2 separate regions of the Homo sapiens genome follow, and region 1 is linked to region 2. The links are chromatin loops, found by intact Hi-C in ENCODE. Cell type or tissue: ovary. All regions are shown on one strand. Links, peaks and the distances in the headings refer to the core of each region. The heading gives the core; the rest is flanking DNA.

What was found. Hi-C counts contacts between places; a loop is a spot of excess contacts. Peaks named below come from ENCODE experiments on the same cell type or tissue, not always from the same donor. Only the 100,000 strongest peaks of a DNase experiment are listed, where the experiment ranks them.
Region 1: it touches region 2 in a loop (1.8-fold over the local background); 52 of 110 quality-filtered maps call a loop at or near these places.

What each region holds. Positions count from the first base shown.
Region 1 is chr12:121,812,896-121,828,924 of GRCh38, forward strand. SETD1B (SET domain containing 1B, histone lysine methyltransferase) reads left to right here. Exons shown (of 17, transcript NM_001353345.2): 7 at 1,211-2,035; 8 at 4,138-4,399; 9 at 4,475-4,809; 10 at 4,904-5,009; 11 at 6,509-7,000; 12 at 9,595-10,854; 13 at 12,305-12,471; 14 at 14,624-14,755; 15 at 14,840-14,959; 16 at 15,038-15,175. Among named protein-coding and RNA genes, the nearest start is that of SETD1B, 17 kb to the left of the region's middle. RefSeq lists an enhancer at 1,205-1,711. In ovary, for the core only: no CTCF peak of the experiment used is centred there; no DNase peak of the experiment used is centred there.
Region 2 is chr12:121,866,953-121,882,981 of GRCh38, forward strand. TIALD (transcript inducer of AURKA lysosomal degradation) reads left to right here. Exons shown (of 3, transcript XR_002957437.2): 3 at 7,243-7,385. It also overlaps a transcript of HPD not described here. Among named protein-coding and RNA genes, the nearest start is that of PSMD9, 14 kb to the right of the region's middle. RefSeq lists a silencer at 9,511-9,805. In ovary, for the core only: no CTCF peak of the experiment used is centred there; a DNase peak (open chromatin) is centred at 5,759.

The DNA.
Region 1 (16,029 bases), core at 9,515-14,514, 48 kb before region 2:
CCTGTAGTCTGACCTCTGATCTTGCAACTTGCACAGACTCCACCTCCACCCCCACTCCCCCTCAGCCTTCAAAGGTCCCCCCACCCCAAGTCCAGACCTGTCCACTCGGCTCCCTAAAGCCCCACGCCCATCCTTGACACCTCCCACATTTACCCCTCACCACCGCCCTGGATCCCAGCTGCAGCCCCGCACTGGGCAGGTCCTGGGCTCCAGACCTTCTTCTGACTGGCTGTGCCGCGGGGCCACGGCTGAGGCTCTGAGTGTGTTTATTAACTGTCAAATGGGTCGGAGCAGAGCCCCCCGCCCTGTGAGGTTATCTTTCGGATAAAAAATGAGGCAGCCGTCTGCAGCGCTTAGCCCCACGCGGGCCCACACTGATTGTGCAGTCACGAGACTAGGTGAAAAGAGTAATCAAGGAAAAATAAATAACAACACACTTCCTGTTTATGGGCCTTAGTGCTGCTAAACCCCCGCTCCAATGTCACCTTTCCTGCCTGGCCGTCTGCCGCAGAGTGAGGACAGCAGGGTGACTGAGAGCACAGGCTGCAGAACCACTTCCTGGTTCAAATCCCGGCTCCATCTCTTCTTGGCTGTGTGGCCTTGGGCAGGTTACTTAAATTCTCTGTGCCCCAGTTTCCTCGTGGGGCAAAAATGGAGTTGAAAATAGGGCTGTTCTGAGGATTAGCTGAGTTAATAAATGTGGAGCGTTTAGAAAGGCCCTGGCACATAAGAGACACTATGGAAGTGGCAACTATTTCTGCACACAAGTTGCAACAGAATCTCTGAAATTGCAACAGTTTCATCCTCTGTGCCCCACCCGTCTCCCTGCCTTCTTTCTCTCCCTCACGTTTCCCGTATTCACCCTCATCATCCTTTTGCCTTTTCCTGCTGGCTCCGCTCCACAAGAGTAAGATGTTTGCCTGCCTCTTCAACTTTGTGTCCCCAGCACCTAGACCAGTGCCTGGCACACAGGTACTGAGCAAATGTTTGTTGAATTGGAATGAATGAATGAATTCTAGTGGTAACTCCATGAGGCAGGGACTATGATGCCCATTTTGCAAATGAAGACGCTGAGGCTTGGAGAGGCTGAATGGCTTGCACTGGGTCACACAGCTGGGAGTGCCACTGATTGCTAGTCTTGCAGAGGGGACTCCGAGAGCCCCTTGGCCTTCCAGACTCACCTCACTGTCTCTCCCTGCTCTCTCTGCAGGGCCAGCAGTCCTCAGGCGAGGACATGGAGATCTCGGATGACGAGATGCCCTCGGCCCCCATCACCAGCGCTGACTGCCCCAAGCCCATGGTGGTGACCCCAGGAGCGGCAGCCGTGGCAGCCCCTTCTGTGCTAGCCCCAACCCTGCCGCTGCCCCCGCCACCTGGCTTCCCCCCGCTGCCCCCCCCACCACCACCACCCCCACCGCAGCCTGGCTTCCCCATGCCCCCACCGCTGCCCCCACCGCCGCCCCCACCCCCTCCAGCCCACCCTGCTGTGACAGTGCCCCCACCACCCTTGCCAGCGCCGCCTGGAGTCCCGCCCCCACCCATCCTGCCACCACTGCCCCCCTTTCCGCCGGGCCTGTTCCCTGTGATGCAGGTGGACATGAGCCACGTGCTGGGTGGCCAGTGGGGCGGCATGCCCATGTCCTTCCAGATGCAAACGCAGGTGCTCAGCCGGCTGATGACGGGCCAGGGCGCCTGCCCCTACCCGCCCTTCATGGCCGCTGCGGCCGCCGCTGCCTCAGCTGGGCTCCAGTTTGTCAACCTGCCGCCCTACCGGGGCCCCTTCTCCCTGAGCAACTCCGGCCCAGGCCGCGGGCAGCACTGGCCACCACTGCCCAAGTTTGACCCGTCAGTGCCTCCACCAGGCTACATGCCACGCCAGGAGGACCCACACAAAGCCACGGTGGATGGCGTCCTGCTGGTGGTCCTCAAAGAACTCAAGGCCATCATGAAGCGTGACCTGAACCGCAAGATGGTGGAAGTGGTGGCTTTCCGGGCCTTTGACGAGTGGTGGGACAAGAAGGAGCGGATGGCCAAGGTGGGTGGGTGGGTGCAGGGCTCTGCAGGGTGGCTGTGGAGGGGGGCAGGTCCCCAGCCGGGCACCTCCTCTTTCCCTGAGACTGTTAACTGGAAACGCTGCCGTGGACCCCACTATGGGAGCTCCATTTCATGTGGCCACTTTCAAAGTTCCGCAAACTGTGCTCCACTTCAGCAGCCACTAGATGCACACGGCTCTTTGAATTTAAATGAGTGGCCAGGCATGGTGGCGTACACCTTTAATCCCAGCACTTTGGGAGGCTGAGGTGGGAGGATTGCTTGAGCCTAGGAGTTCAAGATCAGCCTGAGCAGTATAGCAAGAGCCCATCTCTAAAAATAAATGTGCAAATTAACTTAAATGAATTAAAACAGAGTAAAATTAAAACTCCTCCTTTGTACATGCCACATTTCAAGTGCTCGGGAGCCACAGGTGCCTAGTGGTAGTACACAGGATAGCTGGTGCAGACTGCCCCCCCCGCCCATTGCAGACAGCTCACAGCTGCGACTCCCTTTGAACTTGACTCCCCTCACCTCCCCTCATGCCGCCTTTTACACGGAGCCCTGTCTTGGACCACTTTTTTCCTTTTTTTGTTTTTTTGAGACAGGGTCTCGCTGTATCGTCCAGGCTGGAGTGTAGTGGCGCAATCATAGCTCACTGCACCCTCAACCTCCCTGTGCTCAAGGGATCCTCTCACCTCAGCCTCCAAGTAGCTGGGACTACAGGCATGTACCACCACACCCAGCTAATTTGTGTGTTTTTCTGTAAAGACAGAGTTTCACCACGTTGCCCAGGCTGGTCTTGAACTCCTAGGCTCAAGTGATCCTCTGCCTTTTGGGCTGGGATTATATGCGTCAGCCACCGCTCCTGGCCTACTTACTATTTTCTTTTCTTTCTTTTTTTTTTTTTTTTTTTTCGGAGATGGAGTCTCACTCTGTCACCCTGGCTGGAGTGCAATGGCGTGATCTCAGCCCTCTGCAGCCTCCACCTCCTGGGTTCAAGCGATTCTCCTGCCTCAGTGTCCTAAGTAGCTGGGACTATAGGCACCCACTACCATGCCTGGCTGATTTTTGTATTTTTAGTAGAGATGGGGTTTCACCTTGTTGGCCAGGCTGGTCTCGAACTCCTGACCTCAAGTGATCCACCTGCTTCAGCCTACCAAAGTGCTGGGATTACAGATGTGAGCCACTATGCCTGGTCTCTTTTTTCCTTTTTAACATATTATTTGCCTGTTTGCAATCTTACAGGTAATCTAAAATTACTTATTTTCTCCATAAGAGAGAACTTTTTCTTGAATACTTTAAACTCCCCTTAATCCCTCCCCTCCACCCCATTCCCCCCTGCTCCCCTCCCTCGACCGTGGTTATGAGTTTGAGTGTCCCCTGGAGCCTGCTTTGGGAAATGCTTGCTTTCTGCCACAGAGGTAAGCAGCACTTGTCAGAGCCTGTTTGTCATCCGTTTAACTGGGCAGTAAAATTAGAATGAACCGTCTGAAATCACTGATACACAGCTCTTTATGGTTCAGCCAAATTATACTGACCCTACAGTAACAGCTAATAGCTATTCCATTCACAATTTGAATAAAAAGAGCCACCAGGCCTCATGTGCCCTGCACCTTGCAAAGCTCTTCATGTGGCTCGTTTTGTTAATTCTCACAGCATCCCTTTGAAGGCAGAGCATTTCAGAACCACAGGGGCAACCCCTTAGTGAGCAGTGAAATAAAGCCAGTAGGTCCTGTTTTTAATGCATGGGAAGAGAAGAGAAAATGGGATAGTGTAAATCTTACCTTGTGAAGGTGGTGTTGCACAGATGTGTCCCTATGGTGTAGTTTTTGGATTGTCTGCAAAGTGCAAAGGCCACTGTTGTAAGGAAGGCAGGTACAGTAGTCCTATTCTACAGGGGAGGACATTGAGATCTATGAGGCAGAGCGGTGCTCTAGAGCCTCGTGGGTAACGGCATAGTGTGGCCAGGTGTGTAGGGAATGAGGATGCAGTTACCTGTGGTGGCTGTTACTGCCGAGTGGAAGGCAGGTAGCCTGGGGAGGGCTCCCTGCAAGGGTTGGTGGTGCCAGAAGCGGTGACGGTCCCCTCCTGTCTCCACCCCAGGCCTCGCTGACCCCGGTGAAGTCGGGCGAGCACAAGGACGAGGACAGGCCGAAGCCCAAGGACCGCATCGCCTCGTGCCTGCTGGAGTCATGGGGCAAGGGCGAGGGCCTGGGCTACGAGGGCCTGGGCCTGGGCATTGGGCTGCGTGGGGCCATTCGCCTGCCCTCCTTCAAGGTCAAGAGGAAGGAGCCACCAGACACCACCTCATCTGGCGACCAGAAGCGGCTGCGGCCCTCGACCTCTGTGGATGAGGAAGATGAAGGTTCGTGCTCTGGGTGCTGGGGTCCCCTTCTTCCGCATCCCCCCAGCCCAGCTCTGACTCCCTCCCTTCCTGCAGAGTCCGAGCGAGAGCGAGACCGGGATATGGCAGACACCCCCTGTGAGCTCGCCAAGCGGGACCCCAAGGGCGTGGGTGTGCGGCGGCGGCCGGCGCGGCCTCTGGAGCTGGACAGTGGTGGGGAGGAGGACGAGAAGGAGTCATTGTCGGCGTCCTCGTCCTCATCCGCGTCATCATCCTCGGGGTCCTCAACCACCTCACCCTCGTCCTCGGCCTCCGACAAGGAGGAGGAACAGGAGAGCACCGAGGAGGAAGAGGAGGCGGAGGAGGAGGAGGAGGAGGAAGTCCCCAGGAGCCAGCTCTCCTCCTCCTCAACCTCATCCACATCAGATAAGGTGCCTAGCAGGCCAGGAAGCCTCAGGGGGCCGGGCCAGGCGACGAGGGCCAGACCCTTCGGCTCACCTGTCCCCACTCTTCCTTCTCCCCCAGGATGACGACGATGACGACAGTGATGACCGGGACGAGTCTGAGAACGATGACGAGGACACAGCCCTGTCAGAGGCGAGTGAGAAGGACGAAGGGGACTCGGATGAAGGTGAGCAGGGAGGCCGTGGCTGCCTGGCCCTCCCGGAGTCCCTCTTTCCCCGGGGCAGAGCCTGAGCAATTGTCAGAAATACTTCTGAGCCAAAATGTTGTGCTTTTGAGACGTTACCTTGTTAAAACACACACACAGGGTGGCGTACGGTTCCATCTTCAGGGAGTGCCGTGAACATAATGGCATGTCCATAGAAATAGAAAGCAGGTCTGTGGTCCTTAGGGCTGGGGAGCCCGGTGTTCAGGGGGGCTTGCTCAGCCTACATGGCTTCCTTTTCAACTGATAAAAATACTTAGGGACCAGATCGAGGTGGTGGTTGTGCAACATTACAAATGTACTAAATGCTGCTGGAATTATCACTTTGTAACGAGCAGTTGGCCGGACGCAGTGGCTTACACCTGTAATCCCAGCACTTTGAGAGGCCTAGGCGAGTGGATCACCTGAGGTTAGGAGTTCGAGACCAGCCTGGCCAACATGGTGAAACCCCGTCTCTACTAAAAATGCAAAAAATAGCCAGGCGTGGTGGTGGGCACCTGTAATCCCAGCTACTTGGGAGGCTGAGGCAGGAGAATTGCTTGAATCCAGGAGGCAGAGGTTGCAGTGAGCTGAGATCATGCCACTGCACTCCAGCCTGGGTGACAGAGTGACACTCCACCTCAAAAAAAATAATAAATAAAATTTTTTTTACAAAGTGAGCAGTTTTTGGCTGGGCGCAGTGGCTCACGCCTGTAATCCCAGCACTTTGGGAGGCCAAGGCAAGTGGATCACGAGGTCAACAGATCGAGACCATCCTGGCTAACACGGTGAAACCCCGTCTCTAATAAAAATACAAAAAATTAGCCGGGCATGGTGGCAGGTGCCTGTAGTCCTAGCTACTCAGGAGGCTGAGGCAGGAGAATGGCGTGAACCCAGGAGGCGGAGCTTGCAGTGAGCCGGGATCGCCCCACTGCACTCCACCCTGGGCGACAGAGCGAGACTCCGTCTCAAAAAAAAAAAAAAAAAGTGAGCAGTTTTCTGTTATGTTAATTTTACCTCAGTTTTTAAAAGCGACTACTAGCGGCCGGGTGTGGTGGCTCACTCCTTTAATCCCAGCACTTTGGGAGGCTGAGGCAAGTGGATCACCTGAGGTCAGGAGTTTGAAACCAGCCTGGCTAACATGGTGAAACCCTGTCTCTACTAAAAGTACAAAATTAGCCGGGCGTGGTGGTGCATGCCTGTAATCCCAGCTACTTGGGAGGCTGAGGCAGGAGAATCGCTTGAACCCAGGAAGTGGAGGTTGCAGTGAGCCGAGATCGTGCCACTGCACTCCAGTCTGGGCAACAAGAGCAAAACTCAAAAAAAAGAAAAAAAAGACTCCTAGTGAACACATGCCCCACACACATATCTGAGGGCCGTGTTCAGCCTGGGTGCCACCAGTTTGAGGCCATTGGTGAGGGGTCTGGTGGGGGCTGGGGCACAGCGGGTCCTCAGGCAGCCCCTCGTCTGTGTCCCCCATCCAGAGGAGACAGTGAGCATTGTAACCTCCAAGGCCGAAGCCACGTCGTCCAGTGAGAGTTCCGAGTCTTCTGAGTTTGAGTCAAGCTCCGAGTCCTCGCCCTCATCCTCGGAGGATGAGGAGGAGGTAGTGGCCAGGGAAGAGGAGGAAGAAGAGGAGGAGGAGGAGATGGTGGCCGAGGAAAGCATGGCTTCTGCAGGCCCTGAGGACTTTGAGCAGGACGGGGAGGAAGCGGCTCTGGCCCCGGGGGCACCTGCAGTGGACTCGTTGGGCATGGAAGAGGAGGTGGACATCGAGACTGAGGCTGTGGCCCCTGAGGAGCGGCCCTCCATGCTGGACGAGCCCCCCTTGCCTGTGGGTGTTGAAGAGCCAGCGGACTCCAGGGAGCCGCCTGAGGAACCAGGCCTGAGCCAGGAAGGGGCCATGTTGCTGTCTCCAGAGCCCCCTGCCAAGGAGGTGGAGGCTCGACCCCCATTGTCCCCTGAGCGAGCTCCAGGTAACACCTGCAACCCCCTGGGAGGGTGGTGGGAGGGAGGCAGGAAGTCCTCACTGTCAGAATCAGCCCGGGCTTCCTGGGGTAGATCGCTGACCGTCCCCAGCCTCAGTTTCCCGTGTAAAACGAGATCAGCCGGTTGTGCCTCCCTCGAGCGAGATGAGGTGTTGGGTGCCAGCACTGAGCCTGGCACTGCATGGATCAACCCAAAGGGGAACGACTGCTATTTTTCAGTCCTCACTGCCAGCGTTTCCCTGGTGGCTTGGTCCTTGGACCATCAGTCCCATGAGATGCTCCCCAAAAGGAGGATGGGTGTCCATGGTCACTTGAGTGACAAGTCGGTGGGGTAGGCCCTGGGGTGCTGGGCCAGGTGAGGGCTGCAGGCATTGCCCCCTCCGGCATCGTGATGCTGCTGCACAGAGCATATGAGAACTCTAACTGCATGGCCAGTAGAACTTTCCACAGTGATGGCAGCGTTCTCAGGCTGTGCTGTCCAGCACTGTAGCCTTCAGACACAATGTTGCTACCAAACTCTTGAAACGTGGCCAGTGGCACAGTGGAACTGAATTTATAATAGTGTTCAATTTATTTTGGCTTACATAGATAGCTGCATGTGGTTAGCACCTACCTCTTTTTTTATTTTTATTTTTATTTTTTTTGAGACATAGTCCCGCTCTGTCACCCAGGCTGGAGTGCAGTGGCACGATCTCGGCTCACCGCAAGCTCCGCCTCCCAGGTTCACGCCATTCTCCTGCCTCAGCCTCCAGAGTAGCTGGGACTACAGGCACTCGCCACCACACCCGACTAATTTTTTGTATTTTTAGTAGAGATGGGGTTTCTCCGCGTTAGCCAGGATGGTCTCGATCTCCTGACCTCATGATCCACCCACCTCGGCCTCCCAAAGTGCTGGGATTACAGGCGTGAGCCACCATGCCCGGTCCTAGCACCTACCTTTAATAAGTCCTTCAGGAAAGGATTACAGCTGCCCCTGTACATTGAACACATGGCTAGGGCCCACGGACATGCAGTTTTCAACCAAATATGGACGGAAAAGACCGGTGGGATGCGAAACCCACTGTATATGGAGGGCGATCGCCTATACGTGGGTTCTGCAAGGCAGACTACAAGCTTTGAGTATGTGCAGATTTAGGTATACCAGGGAGTGTTAGAACCAATTCTCTGTGTGTATTGAGGGACGACTGTGTTTTGTTTAATGTAATGTATTTTGTTTTGTTTATTCCACCATTAACCACAGTCTTTGAACATTGACTCAATACTAAGCCTCTATTGTGTCCCTGCTATTATTTTAGGCAGTAGCAATGCAACAGTGGACCAAACAGACAAAAATATCTGCTCCCACGGAGCAGGGGAACAGATGACAACAGATCAATTAGAAAATGAAAAACAGGTGGCAGGCTCCTGTAATCCCAGCTACTTGGGAGGCTGAGGCAGGAGAATTGCTTGAACCCGGGTGGCAGAGGTTGCAGCGAGCCGAGATCGTGCCACACTGCACTCCAGCCTGGGCGATAGAGTGAGACTGTCTTAAAAAAAAAAAAAAAGAAAGAAAAAGAAATGTGCCGGGCGCGGTGGCTCACACCTGTAATCCCAGCACTGTGGGAAGCCGAGGTAGGCAGATCAACTGAGGTCAGGAGTTTGAGACCAGCCAGGCCAGCATGACGAAACCCCATCTCTACTAAAAGTACAAAAAATTAGCAGGGCGTGGTGGCACGTGCCTGTAATCCCAGCGGCTTGGGAGGCTGAGGAAGGAGAATTGCTTGAACCTGGGAGGAGGAGGTTGCAGTGAGCTGAGATTGTGCCATTGCACTCCAGCCTGGGTGACAGAGTGAGACTGTCTCGAAAAAATAAAAATAAAATAATGTAAAAATAGAAAATGAAAAAGATGTATTCTGTGGTCGGGCATGGTGGCTCACATCTGTAATTCCAGCACTTTGGGAGGCCAAGGCTGGCGGATCACTTGAGGCCAGGAGTTCAAGACCAGCCTAGGCAACATAGAGCCCATCTCTACAAAACATTTAAAGATTAGCTGGGCGTGGTGGCACATTCCTGTAGTCCCACCTACTCAGGAGCCTTAGGCAGGAGGATCCCTTGAGCCCTGGCGGTCTAGGCTGCAGTGACCGTGATCATGCCACTGCATTCCACCCGTCTCAAAAATAAAAAAATAAGTAAATTCATTAAAAAATTAAGAAGTGTATCCTGTGACAGTGGAGATAAGTGCTAGGAAAAAAATCCTTGAAGGCTCCGACAAGTCCTGCAGAAAAGAGACTTGTTGAATTTTATTCAGTCATAGAGCAGATTTTCTTGGGCCACAGGGACTTTGTTCTGAAGACGTAGTATGAAAGGCTGGAATACATGTCTCCTGCATCTGTGATTTAGCCTAGCAACATTGATAAAGCACATACTGTGTGCCTGACACTGGGTTGGGCGCTGAGGAGTCCTTGAGGGGTTTAGCTGGAGAAGGACAGGTCCCGTGCTCAGACTCAGGGCTGTGAGCCTGCCAGGTATGGAGCACAAAATAAGGCACTGAGAGACGTTTGGATTGAATAGTAAATGTCTCGTGTTCGCTCACCTCTCTGCAGAACATGACCTGGAAGTGGAGCCGGAGCCCCCTATGATGCTCCCCTTGCCGCTGCAACCACCATTGCCGCCCCCACGACCACCCCGGCCACCCAGCCCACCGCCGGAGCCTGAGACCACAGATGCCTCACACCCATCTGTCCCTCCGGAGCCCCTTGCCGAGGACCACCCCCCGCATACTCCAGGCCTCTGTGGCAGCCTGGCCAAGTCGCAGAGCACAGAGACGGTGCCAGCCACACCAGGCGGGGAGCCCCCGCTATCAGGGGGCAGCAGTGGCCTGTCCCTGAGCTCTCCGCAAGTGCCCGGCAGCCCCTTCTCCTACCCAGCCCCGTCCCCTAGCTTGAGCAGTGGGGGCCTCCCTCGGACACCTGGCCGGGACTTCAGCTTCACACCCACCTTCTCCGAGCCCAGCGGGCCCTTGCTCCTGCCCGTCTGCCCACTCCCCACTGGCCGACGCGATGAACGCTCCGGGCCCCTGGCCTCCCCGGTGCTCCTGGAGACGGGCCTGCCCCTCCCTCTGCCCCTTCCCCTGCCCTTGCCCTTGGCATTGCCCGCCGTCTTGCGGGCCCAGGCTCGTGCGCCCACCCCGCTGCCACCCCTGCTGCCCGCCCCCCTGGCCTCTTGCCCTCCCCCAATGAAGAGGAAGCCGGGCCGGCCCCGGCGATCCCCACCATCTATGCTCTCCTTGGATGGGCCCTTGGTCCGACCACCAGCAGGGGCCGCCCTTGGAAGGGAACTCCTGCTCCTGCCGGGCCAGCCACAGACCCCCGTCTTCCCCAGCACCCATGACCCCCGGACGGTGACCCTGGACTTCCGGAACGCGGGGATCCCAGCCCCTCCACCACCCCTTCCCCCCCAGCCACCCCCACCCCCACCTCCCCCACCTGTAGAGCCCACCAAGCTGCCCTTTAAGGAGCTAGACAACCAGTGGCCCTCCGAGGCCATTCCTCCGGGCCCCCGTGGGCGCGATGAGGTCACTGAGGAATACATGGAGTTGGCCAAGAGCCGGGGGCCGTGGCGCCGGCCACCTAAGAAGCGCCATGAGGACCTGGTGCCACCTGCGGGCTCGCCCGAACTCTCGCCACCCCAGCCCCTCTTCCGGCCCCGCTCGGAGTTTGAGGAGATGACCATCCTGTATGACATCTGGAACGGTGGCATCGATGAGGAGGACATCCGCTTCCTGTGTGTCACCTACGAGCGACTGCTACAGCAGGACAATGGCATGGACTGGCTTAACGACACGCTCTGGGTCTACCATCCCTATATCCTGCTGGCATGGGGGGCTCTGCACCTTCTGGGATGCAGGAAGTCCCTGCTCACCTCTCTGGGCCCCACCACCCAGTCTGTAGCAGCCCGCGGTGCCCATGAAGGTGACAGCATGCACCACCGTCACTTCCCAAGCAGGGTTTGTGTCCCGGCACCATGCCAGGCTCCCGAGTGAATCATTGGCACGTTTTAAGGACTCCCTCTGCGCCAGGCCCATCTCACCCCCAGAGTTAGCAGGTCTCAGGGTCACATGTAACAGCAGTGCCGTGCAGCTTAACAGCACACACGGGCGCAGGGCCTCCTTGTCCTGTCCCCTTCATAACCTCAGGTAATCCCGGTAGCCTGGTGAAGATGGGGGCTATGATTCCCATTTTACATATGAAGAAGCTAAGGCTCAGAGAGGTTCAGTGACCTGTCCAAAGACACAGCTACAGGTGGCAGAGTTGAGATTTGAACCCAGGCAAACCTGGCTCTAGAGTCCAGGCTCTTCACCACCAGGCTTTCATGAGGCTTGGCTGTTCACATAGGCCAGTGAGGCTAGACCTCTCATTATCCCTGCTGTATTAGACTGATTTGTGAGCACTCAGTTTGTGTCAAGAGCTCTGCTCAAGTGCCGGGCACCATGGCTCACAGCTGTAATCCCAGCACTATGGGAGGCTGAGGCGGACGGATCACTCGAGGCCAGAAGTTTGAGACCAGCCTGGCCAACATGGCAAAACCCCATTTCTACTAAAAATACAAAAATTAGCCGGGTGTGGTAGCACATGCCTATAATTCCAGCTACTCTGGAGGCTGAGGCAGGAGAATTGCTTGAACCCGGGAGGCACAGGTTGTAGTGAGCCAAGATCGCACCACTGCACTCCAGCCTGGGTGACAGAACAAGACTCTGTCTCAAAAAAAAAAAAAAACTCTGCTAAGGACCATAAGCATATTTCATCACTTGCAGAGAGGCATCACTGTCACCCCAATTTACAGATGGGAAACTGAGCAGAAAGTTGTTAAAACACCCAGCACTTTGGGAGGCCGAGGTGGATGGATCACTTGATCTCTGGAGGTTGAAGCCAGCCTGGGAAACATAGCAAAACCCCATCTCTACAAAAAAAATCCAGAAATTAGTTGGGTGTGGTGGCGCACGCCTGTAGCCCCAGCTGCTCAGAAGGCTGAGGCTGCAGTAAGCTGAGATTGCACCACTGCACTCGAGCCTGGGCAACAGGAGACCCTGTCTCAAAAAAAAAAAAAAAAAAAAAGACACCTAGAGCCATGCAACTAGGTATTGACCGTCAGCAGGGTTGGTCAGCGGGCAGCCACGTGGAGGTGGCATGGGAGTGGGCAGTAGAACTGGACATCGCTGTCCCTGAAGGGTGGTCTGAGGATGGGCGGGACCAGTCTATGAAGGGACCAGAAGGGGCTCTCAGAATGTCCATGTGGCCCTTGACCCACACCCACCCACCAGCCTCTCTTCAGCTAAGAAGAAGAAACGGGACGATGGCATCCGCGAGCACGTGACGGGCTGTGCCCGCAGTGAGGGCTTCTACACCATCGACAAGAAGGACAAGCTCAGATACCTCAACAGCAGCCGTGCCAGCACCGATGAGCCCCCCGCAGACACCCAGGTACTGCCAGGGCTCCTGGACACATCAGAGCCTGCTGGGCTGGGCCACGGGGATCCAGGGCACTCATGGAGGGGTGCCAGGCAGAGGGAGGAGTTGTGAGGCCAGAGGGGCTGGCACACAGAGGGTGCAAGTGGAAGGGGAGAGGCGGGTGGGCGGGGCCTAGGAGAAGGAAGGAGTTTGCCTTAGTCCCATGGGCCCTGGAGCACCTCCAAAGGGTTTAATTAGGGATGTGACGGAGCTGTATTTCCGCAAGTTCATTCATTTTTTGTTTTTTGCTTGGGTTTTTTTTTTAGGGGGGGACAAAGCCTTGCTCTGTCACATAGGCTGAAGTGCAGTGGCACAGTCTCAGCTCACTGCAACCTCTGCCTCCTGGGTTCAAATGATTCTCCTGCCTCAGCCTCCTGAGTAGCTGGGATTACAGGTGCCCACCACCATGCCTGGCTAATTTTTTGTATTTTTAGTAGAGATGGGGTTTTGCCATGTTGGCCAGGTTGGTCTCGAACTCCTGACCTCAAGTAATTCGCCTGCCTTGGTCTCCCAAACTGCTGGGATTATAAGCATAAGCCACATCGCATGGCCTCATTCATTCTTTTTTTAATCCAGTAAATATCTGTTGAGTACATGCTGTGTACCGGGCACTGTTCTGGGTCTATAGCAGTGAACAAAACCAAATCCTATTCCTCGTGGAATTTAATTATTTATTTTTATTTTTAAATTAAAAAAAAATTGAGACGGGGTCTCACTCTGTAGCCCAAGCTGATCTGGAACTCCTGGGCTCAAGCGATCCTCCCGTCTCAGCCTCCCAAAGTGTTGAGATTATAGGTGTGAGCCACGGTACCCAGCTGGAATTTATATTTTAATGGGGACTCATAGGAAATAATCAAGTGAAGAAAGAAGCACGTAATTCCAGGCAGGGAAAATGCGATGGAGAAAACAGGAGAGGGGTTAGGGATTACCAAGTCAAAGGGGAGTCAGAGAGGGTCAGACCCAGGCGAAGTGTGGGAAGGCGCCATGTGGATGCCAGAGAGACTACAGAGAAGTGAAAAAGCGACTTCCATAAAAAGTTAAAACCAGAGAGGGGCTCACTGACCCCAGCAGGCCTCCCTAGGACAGCAGCAGTGCAAAGGCCCTGAGGCAGCAGGGAGCTCCATGGTGTGAGGAAGGGAAGGGAGAGGCCACTTGTGGGAGAGACAGCACAGGCCACCAGGGTCGGGGGTACTGTGGTGGTAAGTGACCTGTCTCCTGGGGTGACAGGCAGCAGAGGGAGGTTGTGAGAGGAGCTGGGGTGGTGTGGAGCTGGTGCAGGGGTCCTGAGGGCAGACTGTTCGGGTTGCTGCGGTTTCCAGACCGGATGTGCCGGACTTAGCTGGGCCGCGAGGAGCCATTAGCTGTGGAAGAATATGAGGAAGTGGGATGGACAGGACCAGGGCTGGCCTGGGTACAGGAGACAGGGATGGGCGGGGGGTGACAGCCCAGGGTGTGGCTGGGGTCGGGGGTGCTGGGAAGCTGGACACCAGGCCTGAGATGGGGAGGCTGATATGCTATCACCACGAGGCAGCTTGAGTTCTGCGGGTTCTGAAAACACCCAGGCAGAGAGGTCTTGGTGGGCATGTGGGTATGGCGGAGCTTAGGATGGGGATCTCCGGCCCGGGGACCTAAGTGTAGGCATCGCCAGGAGAGAAGTGGTGACTGAAGGTCACAGCAGGGTGACCTCACCTGGGAGGGCACTTGGGGCAGAGGCCTGGGATGCTCCAAAGGTTAATGGCTGGGGCAGAGGCCCAGGGAGGCCAAGAGCAGGACGTGACACAAGGGTTTCGGAAGGATCCCCGATTTTGAACGCTTGTGGGGTGAGAGGGGTCTGGGTGAGAGCCAAGGAGGGGGTCAGGGTAGACAAAACTTTCGGCTGAAATGGGGAAAAGACAGCGCCAGGCAAGAGTGAGTCTCGTCGTTTTGAAGATAGAAGGAGCTTGAGACGCTCAGATACTGATGGGATGGAGGAGGCAGGGAAGCGGTGACAATTAGGGACCGACAGGTGTGGAGAAGCCCAGAGCAAGGAGCCCAGGACACTGGGGATGACAGAGATCCAGAGCCTAGGGTGGGACCGCCGAGGACACGGCCAGCTCCGCTGAGCCCCGCACACCGTCCACTGCAGGGCATGAGCATCCCAGCACAGCCCCACGCCTCCACCCGGGCAGGCTCGGAGCGGCGTTCGGAGCAGCGCCGCCTGCTGTCCTCCTTCACTGGCAGCTGTGACAGTGACCTGCTCAAGTTCAACCAGCTCAAGGTGAGGCCGGGCTTCACCCAGATCGCCGGGGTGGCGGCAGGACCTGAGACCGGGGCTCACCTCTCCCCCTCTTCCCTCCCACAGTTCCGGAAGAAAAAGCTCAAGTTCTGCAAGAGCCACATTCACGACTGGGGCTTGTTCGCCATGGAGCCCATCGCGGCTGACGAGATGGTCATCGAGTACGTGGGCCAGAATATCCGTCAGGTAGGCACCGCCCGGCAGGATGGGCACCGGGGTGGGCATGGGGCCGGCCCAGCCAGACTGACCCCCTTTTGTGGCCAGGTGATCGCAGACATGCGGGAGAAGCGTTATGAGGACGAGGGCATCGGGAGCAGCTACATGTTCCGGGTGGACCATGACACCATCATCGACGCCACCAAGTGCGGCAACTTCGCGCGCTTCATCAACCACAGCTGCAACGTGAGTGCCCAGCGGGGGGTGGCCCCTGCCCCTGCTCCTGCCCCTGGCCCTGCTTCTGTGCCAGGAGGGCCTGGAAGCCCCGGCACGGGAATCAGCTCGGCCTCCTTCCCAAGCTCAGGTTGGCCAAGGGTTATAGGGAGAGGAGGACATGTGAGGTCTTTTACCAGGAGCTCTACTCCTCTGAGCCTCAGTTTCTCATCTGTCAAATGGGCATAGTGAGACTTCTGTGGCATTTAGAGGACTCAAAGAAGTGGTTGGTTCAGTTCATTGGTAATTTCGGAGTTATTTCTCTGCGTTAGCCTTTTCTCCGTGCCTTCATTGGTCAGGCTCAGTCCTGCTCGGGCCGAGCTGTCCACTAGAACTTTCTGCAAGGGGGAGGTGCACTGCGTGCATCTGTGCTGTGGGTTAGCCACATGTGTGGTGGTGAGCACTGGAAATGTGCCCAGTGCATCTGGGGACCTGAGTTTTAAATTTTATTTCATTTTGATGAATTTAAACTTAATTAGCTTGTGACGACTGTATTGGGTGGTGCAGGCCTAGAGGGGAGGGACACTGATAACAGGGATTTGAGTGCTGAAGGAAGAGCACAGGAAGCTCTGAGCAGGAGGCAGGCATGTTCCGGGGTGGATGCCCCTGACTTTGGGTTCAAGTCTTGGCATTGCAGCTTAGTGAGTTACTTAATGTCTCTTATGCCTGAGTTTCCTTGTCTGTAAAACAGAGACAATAACAGTCTCTCCTTTTAGGTTGTTGGGAGGGCCACATAGGTGGGTCACTGCACGTGGGCCATTTGAGTGCTGGCCAGGCCAGTCCTCAGCGCCTGCTGGCTCTCTTCGTTGTGACTTGATCCTTGCCTG
Region 2 (16,029 bases), core at 3,611-8,610:
CCACTGATCTATTTTCTTTCCTTACAGCTTTGCCTTTTCTAGAATGTCATATAAATGAATCAAGCAGTATGTAGCCTTTTCAGTCTTGCTTCATTCACCCAACAAAATACATTTGAGGCCGGGTGTGGTGGCTCACGCCTGTAATCCCAGCACTTTGGGAGGCGGAGGTGGGCAGATCACCTGAAGTCAGGAATTCAAAAACCAGTCTGGCCAACATGGCAAAACCCCATCTCTACTAAAAATACAAAAATTAGCTGGGTATGGTGGCACGCATCTGTAGTCCCAGTGACTCAGGAGGCTGACGCATGAGAATCGCTGGAACCCAGGATGTGGAGGCTGCAGTGAGCCAAGATTGCACCACTGCACTCCAGCCTGGGAGACAGAGAGAGACCCTGTCTCAAAAAAAAAAAAAAAAAATTGAGATTCATCCACGTTGATGCTTGCATCCAGACTTTACTTTCTTGTTTTTCTTTTCTTTTCTTTTTTTTTTAGACAAGGTCTCACTCATTCTGTTACCTAGGCTGGAATGCAGTGGGACTACAGGCACACACCAACATGACTGGCTAAATTGTTTTTTTTGAGACGAATTCTCACTCTGTCACCTAGGCTAGAGTGCAGTGGTGTGATCTTGGCTCACTGCAACCTCCACCTCCCAGGTTCAAGTGATTCTCCTGCCTCAGCTTCCCGAGTAGCTGGGATTACAGGTGCACATCACCATGCCTGGCTAATTTTTGTATTTTTAATAGAGACAGGGTTTTGCCATGTTGGCTCGGCTGGTCTCTAACTCCTGACCTCAAGTGGTCCGCCTGCCTCGGCCTCCCAAAGGGAGGGACCCCTGGGATTACAGGTGTCAGCCACCGTGCCCGACACCACTGGCTAAATTTTTGTTTGTTTGTTTGTAGAGTCAAGGTTTTGCTATGTTGCCCAGGCTGGTCTTGAACTCCTGGCTTCAAGAAATTCTCCCACCTTGGCCTCCCAATATGTTGGCATTATAGGTGTGAGCCACAGTGCCCCGCCCAAACTTTGTTTCTCTCTATTGCTGAGCAGTGTTTCATTGTATGCTTGTGCCAGAGTTTAATACTGCTCATTGGCCAGGCACAGTGGCTCATGCTTATAATGCCAGCACTTTCAGAGGCTGAGGCAGGAGGATCACTTGAGCCCAGGAGGTCAAGGCTGCAATGATCACTTCACTGCACTCCAGCCTGGGTGACACAGCGAGACCCTGTTCCCAAAAAAATGAAAACCCAAACAAACAACACTGCTTAGTTGCTTTCTGTAATCAGCCTATTAACAAATCAAGGGAGAATGAGTCTTGGTTACAAAACAGAATACAAATGTGAAGGGTTAGAGAACAGAAGCTGGGCAATACACTTCCTCATCTTTTTTTGTTTTGTTTTGTTTTGTTTTTTGAGACGGAGTCTTGCACTGTTGCCCAGGCTGGAGTGCAGTGGCGCGATCTCGGCTCACTGGCCTCAAGTGATCCTCCCGTCTCAGCCTCCCAAAGTGCTGGGGTTACAGGTGTGAGTCAACACACCCAGCCCTTTGCCTGTCTATTTCTTTCTTTTTTCTTTTTTTTTTTTTTTTTGAGATGGAGTCTTGCTCTGTCCCCCAAGCTGGAGTGCAGTGGCAAAATCTTGGCTCACTGCAGCCTCTGCCTCCCAGGTTCAAGTGATTCTCCTGCCTCAGCCTCCTGAGTAGCCTGGGATTACAGGCCTGTGCCCCCATGCCCAGCTAGTTTTTATATTTTTATTAGACATAGAGTTTCACCATGTTGGCCAGGCTGGTCTCAAACTCCTGGCCTCAAATGATCCACCTGCCTCAGCCTCCCGAAGTGCTGGGATTACAGGCATGAGCCACCATGCCCGGCCCCTTTGCCTATTTCTTAATCGAATTATAGTCTTTTTATTATTGAGCTATAAGAGTTCTCTTTGTTTGTTTTCTTACTTTTGAGGCAGACTCTCGCCCTATCATCCAGGCTGGAGTGCAAGTGCAGTGGCACGATCATATTTCACTGTAACCTCAACCTCCCTGGCTCCAGCGATCCTCCCAGCTCAGCCTTCCAAGTAGTTGGGACTACAGGCATGTGCCACTGTGCCCAGCCAATTAAAAACAATTTTTTGGCTGGGTGTGGTGGCTCATGCCTGTAATCCTAGCACTTTGGGAGGCCGAGGCGGATCACTTGAGGTCAGGAGTTCGAGACCAGCCTGGCCAACATGGTGAAACCCTGTCTGTACTAAAAATACAAAAATTAACCGGACATGGTGGCAGACGCCTATAATCCCAGCTGCTCAGGAGACTGAGGCAGGAGAATCGCTTGAACCTGGGAGACGGAGGTTGCAGTGAGCCAGGATCGCGCCATTGCCCTCCAGCCTGGGTGACAAGAGTGAAACTTCGTCTCAAAAAAAAAAAAAAAAAAAAAAAATTGGTGGATATGGGGTCTCACTATGTTGCCCAGGCTTGTCTTGAACTCCTGGGCTCAGGGGGTCCTCCCGCCAAAGTACTGGGATTATAGTCATGAGCCACTGGTGTGGAAAGAGTTCTTAATATATTCTAGATATAAATCCCTTATCGAATATATTTGGAAGTATTTTTTCCCCATTTTGTAGGTTTTCACTTTTTTTTTTTTAGTGCAGTGGCTCTCGGCCCACTGCAACCTCTGCCTCCTGGGTTCAAGAGATTCTCTTGCCTCAGCCTCCTGAGTAGCTAGGATTAAAGGCGCCCACCACCAGGCCCAACTAATTTTTGTGTTTTTAGTAGAGACAGGGTTTCACCATGTTGCCCAGGCTGGTCTCAAACTCCTGACCTCAAGTGATCCACCCACCTTGGCCTCCCAAAGTGCTGGAATTACTGGCGTGAGCCACCATGCCTGGCCTTCACTTTCTTAATTGTATTATTTTTAGTGCAACAGCTTTTAATTTTGATGAAGTCCAGCGTATCTACCTGTTCTTCAGTCACTTGTGCTTTAGTGTCCTAAGAAGTGGGCTGATTATTATTATTATTATTATTTTAGAGATGGGGTCTTCCTGTGTTGCCTAGGCTAACCTTGAACTCCTGGGCTCAAGCAGTCCTTCTGCCTCGGCCTTCCACAATGCTGGGATTACAGGCATGAACCACCACACCCAGCGTAAGCTGATTTTTTTTTTTTTTTTAGCTTAAAAGGAAAAAATCTTCTGCAGAAGGAACATGATTCACCAGATGGTTACCTCTGGAGGCAGCACACTTTTTCAAAATAATTAAAATAATGTTAACACAAACTAAATTCCCATTTTCTGGTCACTTTGTTTTATGTGCCAGGCACTGTACTAAGCACATTCCATGCTCTGCTCTTTACTCATTAAATCCACAACAACCCTGTTAAGTAGGTGCTCTCATATCCCCATTTCACAGATTAGAAGATGGAGGCTTACTAGCTAGGTGTGGTGGCGCATGCCTGTAATCCCAGCTACTAGGGAGGCTGAGGCGGGAGAACCACTTGAACCAGGAGGCGGAGGTTGCAGTGAGTGGAGATCGTGCCACTGCACTCCAGCCTGAGTGACACAGTAAGACTCTGTCTCAAAAAAAAAAAAAAAGAAGGCAAGGATGGGTGATCTCATTGTCAGGGGGTTTAGATTTTATCTTTGAGACAATAGGGAGCTATTGAAGGTTTTTTTTTTTTTTTTTTGAGACAGAGTTTCACTCTTGTTACTTAGGTTGGAGTGCAATGGCGGGATCTCAGCTCACCACAACCTCTGCCTCCTGGGTTCAAGCGATTCTCCTGCCTCAGCCTCCTGAGTAGCTGGGATTATAGGCATGTGCCACCACACCTGGCTAATTTTGTATTTTTAGTAGAGATGGGGTTTCTCCATGTTGGTCAGGCTGGTCGTGAACTCCCGACCTCAGTTGATCCGCCCGCCTCGGTCTCCCAAAGTGCTGGGATTACAGTCATGAGCCACCGCACCCGGCCTATTGAAGGTTTTATAGTAGAGATGCAACGTGATCAGAACATTAAAGCTTGCTCTGCTCTAGGTGAGCACAGGGAAGAGAGCTGGGCTGGAAACCCAGCTGCCCAGAGCTGCTGTGCCATTGCCCAGTGGCCTATTTGTGATTCTCCATTAGGTTTGGGGAAGATAAGTAAACCAAGAAGCTTTACATTTAAAAATTGGATCTAGGCTGTAATCCCCTCACTTTGGGAGGCCGAGGCAGACAGATCGCTTGAGCCTAGGAATTCAACATGACCCTGGGTAACATGGCAAAACCCCATTTCTACAAAAAAAAACCCCAAAATCAGCCAGGTGTGGTGGGGCACACCTGTAGTCCTAGCTGCTCAGGAGGCTGAGACGGGTGAATCGATTGAGCCCAGGAGGTTGAGGCTACAGTGAGCTGTGATTATGCCACTGCACTCCAGCCTGGGTGACAGAGTGAGACCCTGTCTCAATTAAAAAAAAAAAATGCATCTAAAAGCAGTCAAATAGCCCTGTGCTCTGCTTCCTGCAATCTACAACTGGAGACTCCCAAACAGGCAGAACTAGTGAGGATTCAGAGGCAGAAGTCCATGGACAGAACCTCACCCCTCCCCTGCCAGGCCCCACAGCTCTCCCAAGCAAGGGCAGCTGGGACCAGAGCAGGTGAAGGCTGGCCCGGGTGCCCAGCTAGTCTTGTTATCAGGGCTGGTGATCCTGGGCAGGGCCACTTAGGTGGGGCTGGTCTTTATCTCTTGAGGTACAGAGCCCATGTGTCTGAGCTTTGTGGTGACAGGAAGCTGTATCACCAGGCACCAGTGATGGCTGGGAGGGACCAGAGAGTTGGTGGCACGGGACATAGGACCCCTGGGCTCTGAAGACTGTGTAATCTTGGGCCACTCCTGGCATCCTCTGAGTCTTAGTGTCCTAACTGTGCAAGCCAGGGAGCACTGGAGCTGGTGTGGACCGTAGGATGTCCTCTGTTCCTGGCACCGGGGCATTGAGGAGTGTCCTGGAGATTTCTTTTCTCTCTTTTTTTTCTTTTTGAGATGGAGTCTCGGGCTGGGCGCGGTGGCTCACGACTGTAATCCCAGCACTTTGGGAGGCCGAGGCGGGTGGATCACAAGGTCAGGAGTTCAAGACCAGCCTGGCCAAGATGGTGAAACCCCGTCTCTACTAAAAATACAAAAAAAAAAAAAATTAGCTGGGCGTGGTGGTGGGCACCTGTAATCCCAGCCACTCAGGAGGCTGAGGCAGAGAATTGCTTGAACCTGGGAGGCGGAGGTTGCAGTGAGCCAAGATCACGCCACTACACTCCAGCCTGGGCGACAGAGCGAGACTCCTCTCAAAAAAAAAAAAGAGATGGAGTCTTGCTCTGTCGCCCAGGCTGGAGTGCAATGGTGCACTCCCACTGCAACCTCCGCCTCCCAGCTTCAAGTGATTCTCCTGCCTCAGCCTCCTGAGTAGCTGGGACTAACAGGAGCCCGCCACCAGGACCAGTTAGTTTCTTTTGTATTTTTAGTAGAGACGGGGTTTCACCATGTTGGCCAGTCTAGTCTTGAACTACTGACCTCAAGTGATCCACCTGCCTCAGCCTCCCAAAGCATTGGGATTGCAGGCATGAGCCACCGTGCCTGGCCTAAAATTTCTTGTCTCTCCAGCATCCACTCCTGTTCTCATAACAGCGTCTCCCTTCTCCATCCTTTCCCTGCTCCGTTCATGTCGTTTGGGTGGGGCATGTGAGCCAGGACTGGGCAGTGAGAATCCCTGTGATTGGTTCAGGGCTGGGCACCTGGCCAGAACTGGCCATATGGATTTGCTCTGGATCTTCTGCTTGAGAAAAGAGGCTCACTCTGAGCTCTGAGTATGCTGCACTGATCCAGTGGTGCTGCGGGGGCCAACCCTGAGTCAGCTGAAGGAAAACATGCTTGTATATAAAGCCAGAACAGAGAAACCAGAGCTGAGAGAAGATAGGCTGATTCCTGATGTCTGAGCAACTTGTTCCAGGCAGAAACAAGCTCCTGGATGAGTCAAACCTTTTTCCCTTTTGCTTAAGCTAGTTTGAGTTGGGTTTCTGGCATTTACAACCACTGGTGCTGACAAACACAAAGAAAGAAACAATAACACCACCACCATCTGTGAGCATGTATTCACTGTCAAGCACCGAGGTAGGGATCATGGGGATTGTCTGTTCCACAGGGAGGTAGTACTTGATCATTTTGTTTGCATTTGCTGGCACACATAAAATAAAGTTGACTGATTTTAGCAGTTTTTATTATTATTTTAAAACTCTCTGCAGACATTGCATCCCTGTGGTAGATTCTACTGTCCATAACCCTTCAAGGAAGGCCTCAATGCCCAGCTGTAGGGAGACTGGTTGGCTGTCACCTCCTATCGGATCTGCCTCAGCTGTAGAGACTTGGCCACAGCTTTCCCAGAGCAGCCCACTTTTTGTGATTGAGCAAGGGAGTAGAGAGGCTGGTCCCTTTCAGCCCAATGGGGGTGACTCTGACCAGTGAGTCTGTCTCCAGGGCCCCGGTAGGGCTGGCCAAGGCCTTGTGGAGTCTCCACCACTGAGTTCTCCTTCTCCCCAGTCCAGCCTCCTCTGCTTCCTTTCACTGATGTGGATCCTTAAAATCATTTTATGGCCGGGCGCGGTGGCTCACGCCTGTAATCCCAGCACTTTGGGAAGCTGAGGCGGGCGGATCACAAGGTCAGGAGATCGAGACCATCCTGGATAACACCATGAAACCCCATCTCTACTAAAAAAATACAAAAAATTAGCTGGGCGTGCTGGCGGGCGCCTGTGGTCCCAGCTACGCGGGAGGCTGAGGCAGGAGAATGGCGTGAACCCGGGAGGTGGAGCTTGCAGTGAGCCGAGATCGCGCCACTGCACTCCAGCCTGGGAGACAGAGACTCCGTCTCAAAAAAAAAAAATCATTTTATGGCCAGGCATGGCGGTTCACGCCTGTAATCCCAGCGCTTTGGGAGGCAGAGGCAGAGGATCGCTTCTGTCCAGGAGTTCAAGGCTGCAGTGGGCTATGATTTTGCCACTGCACTCCAGCCTGGGTGACAGAGCAAGACCCTGTCTCAAACAAAACAACAGCAAGAAAAAAATCTTGCACCCTAAGCTCTGTCTCATCCTCTGCTCCTAGACAACCCAACGCATGACAGCTCCCTTATGACTTGTACCTGATGGGGTGGGAAAGAGGTGATGGAGGCAGCACCCCCCGGTATATGCCACGGCTAAGCACTGTGCCCATTTTATCTCTCAGCTTTCTATTTTTCTCCTCTCATTTTGCAGATGAGGAACTTGAGATTCAAGAAGAGGAAGAATTGCCCAAATAACTTGTTCTTTGTGGCTAGAAAATGCTTACATGGAACTCACCAGGCCACATTCATATTACTATGTTTGTGATCATCCAAACATAAAACCAGTTCCTAGGCCGTGTGCGGTGGCTCACATCTGTAATCCTAGAATTTTGGGAGGCCGAGGTGGGTGGATCACCTGAGGTCAGGAGTTCGAGGCCAGCCTGGCCAACATGGTGAAACCCCCATCTCTGCTAAAAATACAAAAATTAGCTGGGCGTGGTGGCGGGCGCCTGTAATCCCAGCTACTTGGGAGGCTGAGGCAGGAGAATCGCTTGAACCTGGGAGGCAGAGGTTGCAGTGAGCCGAGATCACGCCATTGCACTCCAGCCTGGGCAACAAGAGCAAAACTCCATCTCAAAACAAACAAACAAGCAAACAAACAAAACCAAAAACAGTTCCTGCTTCCAAGATTTTAAGGCATTAACATCCATTTGGGAGATGTGTGCATGTGAAACATCCATTTGGGAGACACCTGAAACATCTGAACTTTCTTTGTCACTTTCTTTTTTTTTTTTTGAGACGTAGTTTCGCTCTTGTTACCCAGGCTGGAGTGCAATGGCACGATCTCTGCCCACCGCAACCTCTGCCTCCCGGGTTCAAGCGATTCCCTTGCCTCAACCTCCCGAGTAGCTGGGATTACAGGCATGTGCCACCACATCCGGCTAATTTTGTGTTTTTAGTAGAGAGGGGTTTCTCCATGCTGGTCAGGCTGGTCTCGAACTCCCAACCTCAGGTGATCTGTCTGCCTCAGCCTCCCAAAGTGCTGGGATTACAGGCGTGAGCCACCGTGCCTGGCCTTGTCACTTTCTTAAGTCTAAAACAAGGCCTGGCAAACATTTTCCATAAAAAGCCATATGGTAAATATTTCTGCTTTGTGGGCTATCAGGCCTCTGCTGAAACTACTGTAGCCTGCAAACAGCCACAGACAATAGGTGAACAAATTGGTGTGGCTATGTGCCAATAAAAACTTATTTACAAAAACAGTCAATGAGGGAAAAAACAGACAGTGGTCCAGATTTAGACCAAGGGCCATGGTTTACCCACCCCTGCCTAGGCAATCAACAAAACAGTAACCTTGGTTTGTAGCATTTCCTGAATTCTGTGGTGTAGATACTCTGTATGGTCAATTTCTTTTCTTTTTTTTCTCCCCCTTTTTCTTTCTTTCTTTTTTTTTTTTTTTTGAGACATGGTCTCACTGTGTCACCTAGACCGAAGTGCAGTGGCTCAATCTCGGCTCACTGCAACCTCCATCTGCCAGGCTGAAGCAATCCTCCTACCTCAGCCTCCCAAGTAGCTGGAATTATAGGTATGTGCCACCAAGCCCGGCTAATTTTTGAATTTCTTATATAGACAGGGTTTCACCATGTTGCCCAGGCTGGTGGCAAACTCTTGGGCTCAAGTACACTGCCCACTTCGGCGTCCCAAAGTGTTGGGATTACAGGCATGAGCCACTGCACCTGGCCGGTATGGTCAATTTCGAGTATCAACATGAAGTCATTGAACTTGGGGTTAAGCTAAGTACAGTACATACCAAACGGATACAAACAGAAGTAAATAACCCCAAAAGCACAGATGAGGCTGGGTACATTGGCTCACATCTATATTCCCACCATTTTGGGAGGCTGAGTCTGGAGGATCATTTCAGTCCTGGAGTTCAAGACCAGCCTGGGCAACAAAGCAAAATCCCATCTCAAAAAGAACAGAGTAGAGAAGAGAAGAGACAGCATTGGTGATACTAAAACTTAGTAAAAATGATTAGGAAGTTGAGGCCAGGCGTGGTGGCTCACGCCTGTAATCCAGCACCTGGGAAGGCCGAGGTGGGAGGATCACCTGAGGTCAGGAGTTTCAGACAGGCTTGGTCAAAATGGCGAAACCCCATCTCTACTAAATATACAAAAATTAGCTGGGCGTGGTGGCGGGCGCCTGTAGTCCCAGCTACCTGAGAGGCTGAGGCAGGAGAATCGCTGGAACCCAGGAAGTGGAAGCTGCAGTGAGCCAAGATTGTGCCACTGCACTTGAGGCTGGGCCACAGCGAGACTGTGTCTAAAAAATAATAATAATAAAAACTGGCCCACAAACTTCCTGGAGAATTGACCGTGGGCTCTCCTGAGTGAATAGGAGCTACTTCCCTGCTTTCGTTGCCTGAGGTTTAGAGGTGGGAGGCCCCCATGATAGGGAAAACAGCCACCAGGGAGGCCGAACAGCTGATACGGGATCAAGGCCCGGGGTACATCAAAGGGCTTTTCCTTCCTCTCAGGCTAAATTACCATCACGTCAGTAGCTCCATCACTTGCATAAGCGGAGGGTAAGGTTACTCAAGCCCAGCCATCGATCCCTTTCAGGCTGAACCTGTGTCCTCATCATCCAAAGTCCCCATGCTTGCATACGTCTCCCACCCTTCAGTTTGGAGCACTGACTTTCATCGTTGGCAAGGGCAATGGGGAGTTCTCTTTGGCCTCTGATTTGCTGAATTGCCTTCAATACATGGCTTAACCTCTCTGAACCCCCATCCCCATTTCCGAGTCTTAGGAAGAACTGTGGCAGGGCGCGGTGGCTCATGCCTGTAATCCCAGATCTTTGGGAGGCTGAAGTGGGCTGAAGTGGGAGGATCACTTGAGGTCAGGAGTTCGAGACCAGCCTGGCCAACATGGTGAAACCCCGTCTGTACTAAAAATACAAAAATTAGCCGGGCATGGTGGTGCACGCCTGTAAGCCCAGCTACAAGGGAGGCTGAGGCAGGAGAATTGCTTGAACCCAGGAGGCGGAGGTTGCAGTGAGCCAAGATTGCGTCACTGTACTCTAGCCTGGGTGACACAGCAAGACTCCATCTCCAAAAAAAAAAAAAAAAAAGAACTGTTATGAGTCTCTGTTACCTACAGGGATAGAAGTGAGTGACTACATGTCCAGTGCTTTGCATGCAACACAACCACCCTGTGAGGGAGGTATTATTCTACCCATTGTACAGTTGAAGAAACTGAGACTCAGAGAAGCTAACTGGCTCATACTAGTAGGTAGAGTTGGGATTCATCTCTCCTTACCCCAAATCCTAGTTTTTCATCCTTTCTGGTGTGCCTTACTGCCTCTAGAGCCCCTCCAGATTTTTACAAATGAGAGGGGTGTGAGAGGCTGCTGGCCACAGACCTGAAACCTAAATGTGCCAGGAGAGCAACAGAGAAGAGCTGGGTGAGGTTGGGCGCGGTGGTTCACGCCTGTAGTCCCAGCACTTTGGGAGGCAGAGGCAGGTGGATCACTTGAGGCCAGGAGTTCGAGACCAGCCTGGCCAACATGGTAAGACCCCCATCTCTACTAAAAATACAAAAATGAGCCGAGTGTGGTGGCACATGCCTGTAATCCCAGCTACTCAGGAGGCTGAGGCACCAGAATAGCTTGAACTTGGGAGGTGGAGGTTGCAGTAAGCTGAGATCGTGCCACTGCGCTCCAGCCTGGGTGACGGATTGAGACTCTGTCTCAAAATAATAATAATAATAAACAGAAGAGCTGGGTGGGATTGGGGAAAGCTGCATCCCACCCCCACACTCTGCCAACGAGGGCAGTAACTTAGCTCCAGACAGTTGTTGCCTGTGGGTACATGGGCCTGGTGTGGCCGGATTTTGTTCAAAAGAAGTTAGCAATGTGAATTTTTATGTGAAATCCTTTGATTTGAAGATTGTCTTGTTTTGAATTCTATTTGTATGAAATATCCAGAATAGGTAAATCCACAGACCCACAGTGCAGACTGGTGGCTGCCGGGCTCTGCGGGGAGGGAGGAAGGGAAAGTGACTGCTTAAGGAGAATGGGTGTCCTTTTGGGGTGATGGAAAGAAGTATTCTGGAACCAGATAGAGGTGGTGGTTGCACAACATTGTGAATTACTAAATGCTGCTGAATGTTTTCACTGTTTTGTGACTCTCATCTCAATAAATTGAATTGGTTTTAAATTTTTCTTTATGATTTTGTGCGTTTTTAGATATTGGGAAATAGCATTTTTATTGAAGATGAGTATACATGGAGAAGTGCATAAGTGTATAGCTCTGAATTGTCACAAACAGAACACACCTGTTTAACCAGCTCAGCTATGTGGTTTTTTGTTTGTTTTGTTTTTTTATTGAGATAGTCTCACTCTGTCGCCCAGGCTGGGGTATAGTGGTATGATCTTGGCTCACTGCAACCTCTACCTCCTGGGTTCAAGCAATTCTCCTGCCTCAGCCTCCCAAGTAGCTGGGATTACAGGCGTACGCCACCACGCCCGGCTAATTTTTGTATTTTTAGTAGAGATGAGGTTTTGCCATGTTGGCCAGGCTGGTCTCAAACTCCTGACCTCAAGTGATCCACCCACCTCAGCCTCCCAAAGTGTTGGGATTACAGGCATGAACCACTGTGCCCAGGTTACAGATATGTGTTTTGGTTTTTCGTTCTTTTTTTTTTTTTTTGAGACAGGTTCTCACTCTGTTGCCCAGGTTGGAGTGTAGTGACACCATCATAACTCACTGCAGCCTCAAAATCCTGGGCTCAAGTGATCCTCCCACCTCAGCCTCCCCAGCAGCTGGGACTACAGGCATGTGCTACCACACCAGGCTATTTTTTTTTCCTTTGGCAAAGATGGGGGTCTCACTATGTTGTCTCGGCTGGTCTCAAACTCCTGGGCTCAAACCATCCTCCCGCCTTGGCCTCCCAAAGTGTGGAGATTACAGATGTGAGCCACCATGACTGACTTATTTTGTTCTTTAATACATAACTTATAGGCCGGGTGAGGTGGCTTCTGACTGTAATCCCAGCACTTTGGGAGGCTGAGGCGGGTGTATCGCCTGAGGTCAGGAGTTTGAGACCAGCCTGGCCACCTTGGCGAAGCTCTGTCGCTACTAAAAATACAAAAATTAGCCAGGCGTGGTGGTGGGCACCTGTAATCCCAGCTACTCAGGAGGCTGAGGCCAGAGAATTGCTTGAACCCAGGAGGCGGAGGTTGCAATGAGCCGAGATTGCACTCCAGTCTGGGCAACAAGAGGGAAAATCTGTCTAAATAAATAAATAAATAATTAATTAAAAAATAACTAATACAACTTGGTTGGGGCGGGGTGGGGGGATGAAAATACACATAATTAAGAGGAAAAAAAAGTAAAGAAAACAAGCCTACTGATAATCCTTCATCTACAGACAACCACCTTGGATGATCTGGGAATGCCCACCCAGACTACTCTTTTCTTTTCTTTCCTTTTCTCTTCTGTTCTCTTCTCTTCTCTTCTCTTTTTTCTTTTCTTTTCTTTTCTCTTATTTGATGGGGTCTTTCTCTGTTGCCCAAGCTGGAGTGCAGTGGTGTGATCAGCTCAGTGCAGCCTTAAACTCCTGGGCTCAAGGGATCCTCCCATCTCGGCCTGAGTAGCTGGGACTACAGGCAAGCACCACCATGCCTGGCCCACACAGACTACTTTCTAAAAATGTATAAACATATATAGATATGACAAGATATACAGATAATGATACATATGATTTGATACTTATGCTAATTTTTTTACATATACTTTGTAAACACTTTTGTCATGGCAATAAATACACATGTTCACCTGGTGTGTGTATATGTGTGTGTTTCATTGAAAAGCTATACTGGGTGGGGCCAGGTGCAGTGGCTCATGCCTGTAATCCCAGCACTTTGGGAGGCAGAGGTGGGTGGATCACTTGAGCCCAGGAATTCGAGACCAGCTTGGACAATGGCCAGAACAGATCTCTACAAAAATTTAAAAATTAGCTGGGTGTGGTGGTGTATGTATATGGTCCCAGCTATTGGGGAGGCTGAGGTGGGGGGATTGCTTGAGCCTGGGAGGTTGAGGCTGCAGTGAGCCATGATTGCACCACTACACTCAAGCCTGAGTGACAGAGCGAGACCCTGTATCAAAATGAAAAAAAGAAAAAAAAAAAAAAAGAAAGGCTGTACCATGATTTCTTTTTTCTTTCTTTCTTTTTTTTTCAGATGGTGTCTTGCTCTGTCGCCCAGACTCGGGTACAGTGGCATGATCTCGGCTCATTGCAACCTCTGCCTCCCAGGTTTAAGAGATTCTCCTGCCTCCGCTTCCCTGGGATTACATGCGCCCACCATCACACCCAGATAATTTTTGAATTTTTAATAGAGATGGGGTTTCACCATCTTGGCCACGCTGGTCTTGAACTCCTGACCTCGTGATCCACCCGCCTTGGCCTCCCAAAGTGCTGGGATTATAGGCGTGAGCCACCATGCCCGGCCTGTACCATGATTTCTTTAACCAGCTCCTAGAATCAAGCATTACCAAGATCTTCCCATTAGAAACAGCATGGATGGTGATCTAGCTCATTTGAATGTAGAGTTTAATGCTCTTTAACAATTGCTTTATTAAATTACTCTGAATTTATATTAATAAGTATCTTATTACTATTTTATGTTTTGTAGAGACAGAGTCTTGTCATGTTGCCCAGGCTAGTCTCAAACTTCTGGCCTCAAGTGATTCTCCTGCATTGGCCTTCCAACATGCTAGGATTACAGACATGAGCCACCATGCCAGGCAGTATCTTATTATTGTTATTATTTTCAAGGGTCTCAATCTGTCACCCAGGCTGGTGTGCAGTGGCGTGACCTCAGCTCACTGCAACCACTGCCTCCCAGGCTCAAGCAATCCCCCCACATCAGCCTCCCAAGTAGCTGGGACTACAAGTGTGTCCCACCACGCCAGGCTAATTTTTTGTATTTTTAGTAGTAGGATTTCGCCATGTTGGCCAGGCTGGTCTCGAACTCCTGACCTCAGGTGATCTGCCCACCTTGGCCTCCCAGTGTTGGGATTACAGGCGTGAGCCAACGTGCACAACCCAGTATCTTATTTTTAAAAATTACTTTCTGCTCTGCTCCACGCTCTGCCCAGGTACTAAATATTAACACCCTCACAGGTATAACTGCTTCCCTTTTTCCATTCTATGGGGGAGTTGACTTTACTGAATAAAAATAGGATGATTTACTATGTGGGTCTCTGCATCTTACTTTTCCAAATGCTTAATTATTGGCAACTGTGGTGGATATTCCTTTAGCCCCTCCAAATCTCTTCCCTCCCTGCCCTTCTCTGTGCCCCAAGCCTTATCACCTTCAGCCAACCTGAGACCCTGGCAGGAAAGGAGAGGAGAGACAAGTGGGGGTATCTCTTCCTTGGCTTCCTCCCTGCCAGACGTTGTTTTAGCAGCTGTTTTAGCAGCAGCTATGTCCCTGTACTGAAGGCCACACTCCTGTTGGGTGACTACAACTCTCTCTAGGTTTCCAAACCCTCCCTTCTCTTGCCCCTTTAGGCTTAAGGGGTGGGGTAAGAGACCCCATGCTCACCAGCCCCAGGTGGCTTCATTATCCTTATCTGCTCCCATGACTTTGTTTTTTTGTTTGTTTGTTTGTTTTGTTTTGAGATGGAGTCTTGCTCTGTCGCCAGTCTGGAGTGCAGTGGTGCGATCTTGGCTCGTTGCAAACTCCGCCTCCCGGGTTCAAGCGATTCTCCTGCCTCAGCCTCCCAACTAGCTGGGACTATAGGCATGTGCCACCATGCTCAGCTAATTTTTTGTATTTTTAATAGAGACAGGGTTTCACCATGTTGGCCAGGATGGTCTTGATCTCCTGACCTCATGATCCGCCCACCTCAGCCTCCCAAACTATTGGGATTACAGGCGTGAGCCACCGCGCCCAACCTAATTTTCGTATTTTCATTAGAGATGGGGTTTCACCATGTTCGCCAGGCTGGTCTTGAACTCCTGACCTCAGGTGATCCTCCCGCCTAGGCCTCTCAAAGTGCTGGGATTACAGGCATGAGCCACTGTGCTGGCCTGATTAAGCAACTAATTTACAATTCTTAAAAACTTTTAGGGGGCCAACTCATGAGCGAGCCTGCCACCTTTATGGCTGTCAGAGTCCAGACCCTTGTTTTATAGATTCAGGAAACGAGGGGAGGATTTGTCGTTTGTAGGATTCCTGGGCCAGAGTGAGGTGAAACATGGAAAGTGTGGTGGTCCTCAAGTCAGGCAGTATGAATTCTGACCAACCAGGTCTCGCCAGGGATCTCTAGTTCCCTGGCTCTATTTCCCATGTGTTTGTCTCTTGGCCTACCTCTCGTTCTGAAATGAAGATGAGCAAGATGTGAAAGCTTGAGAGAGGCAACTGAAGTTCTCCTAGATCTTGGCAGCTTTCTAAAACAAAGGTTTTGCTGGGCTGTCTGTGGCCACTGCAGGGAAGATGAAACAGAACAACTGGAAAGGGGAAAGACAGCTCTCTCAGACTGTTCCCTTGCAATCCTCAAACAGTCCAACATTTGAAGATAAACAAGCCTCAGTCCACATTCTCTAAGAATCTCCAGTGCATGGGACAGACAGGTAAACATGCATTTACAATACCAAGTGAAAAGTGCAGAAAACAGCCCAGCTGTGGGGTGGGACACATAATGATTTCCAGGGAGGTAGTATTTCTTTTTCTTTTTGTTTTTGAGAGGGATCTTTTTCTTTTTGTTTTTGAGAGGGAGTCTTGCTCTGTTGCCCAGGCTGGAGTACAGTGGTGTAATCTCAGCTCACTGCAACCTCTGCCTCCCAGCTTCTCCTGCCTCAGCCTCCTGAGTAGCTGGGATTACAGGCACCTGCCACCAAACCCAACTAATCTATTTTAGTAGAGATGGGGTTTCACCATGTTGGCCAGGCTGGTCTTGAACTACCGACCTCAAGTGAGCCACCCGCCTCGG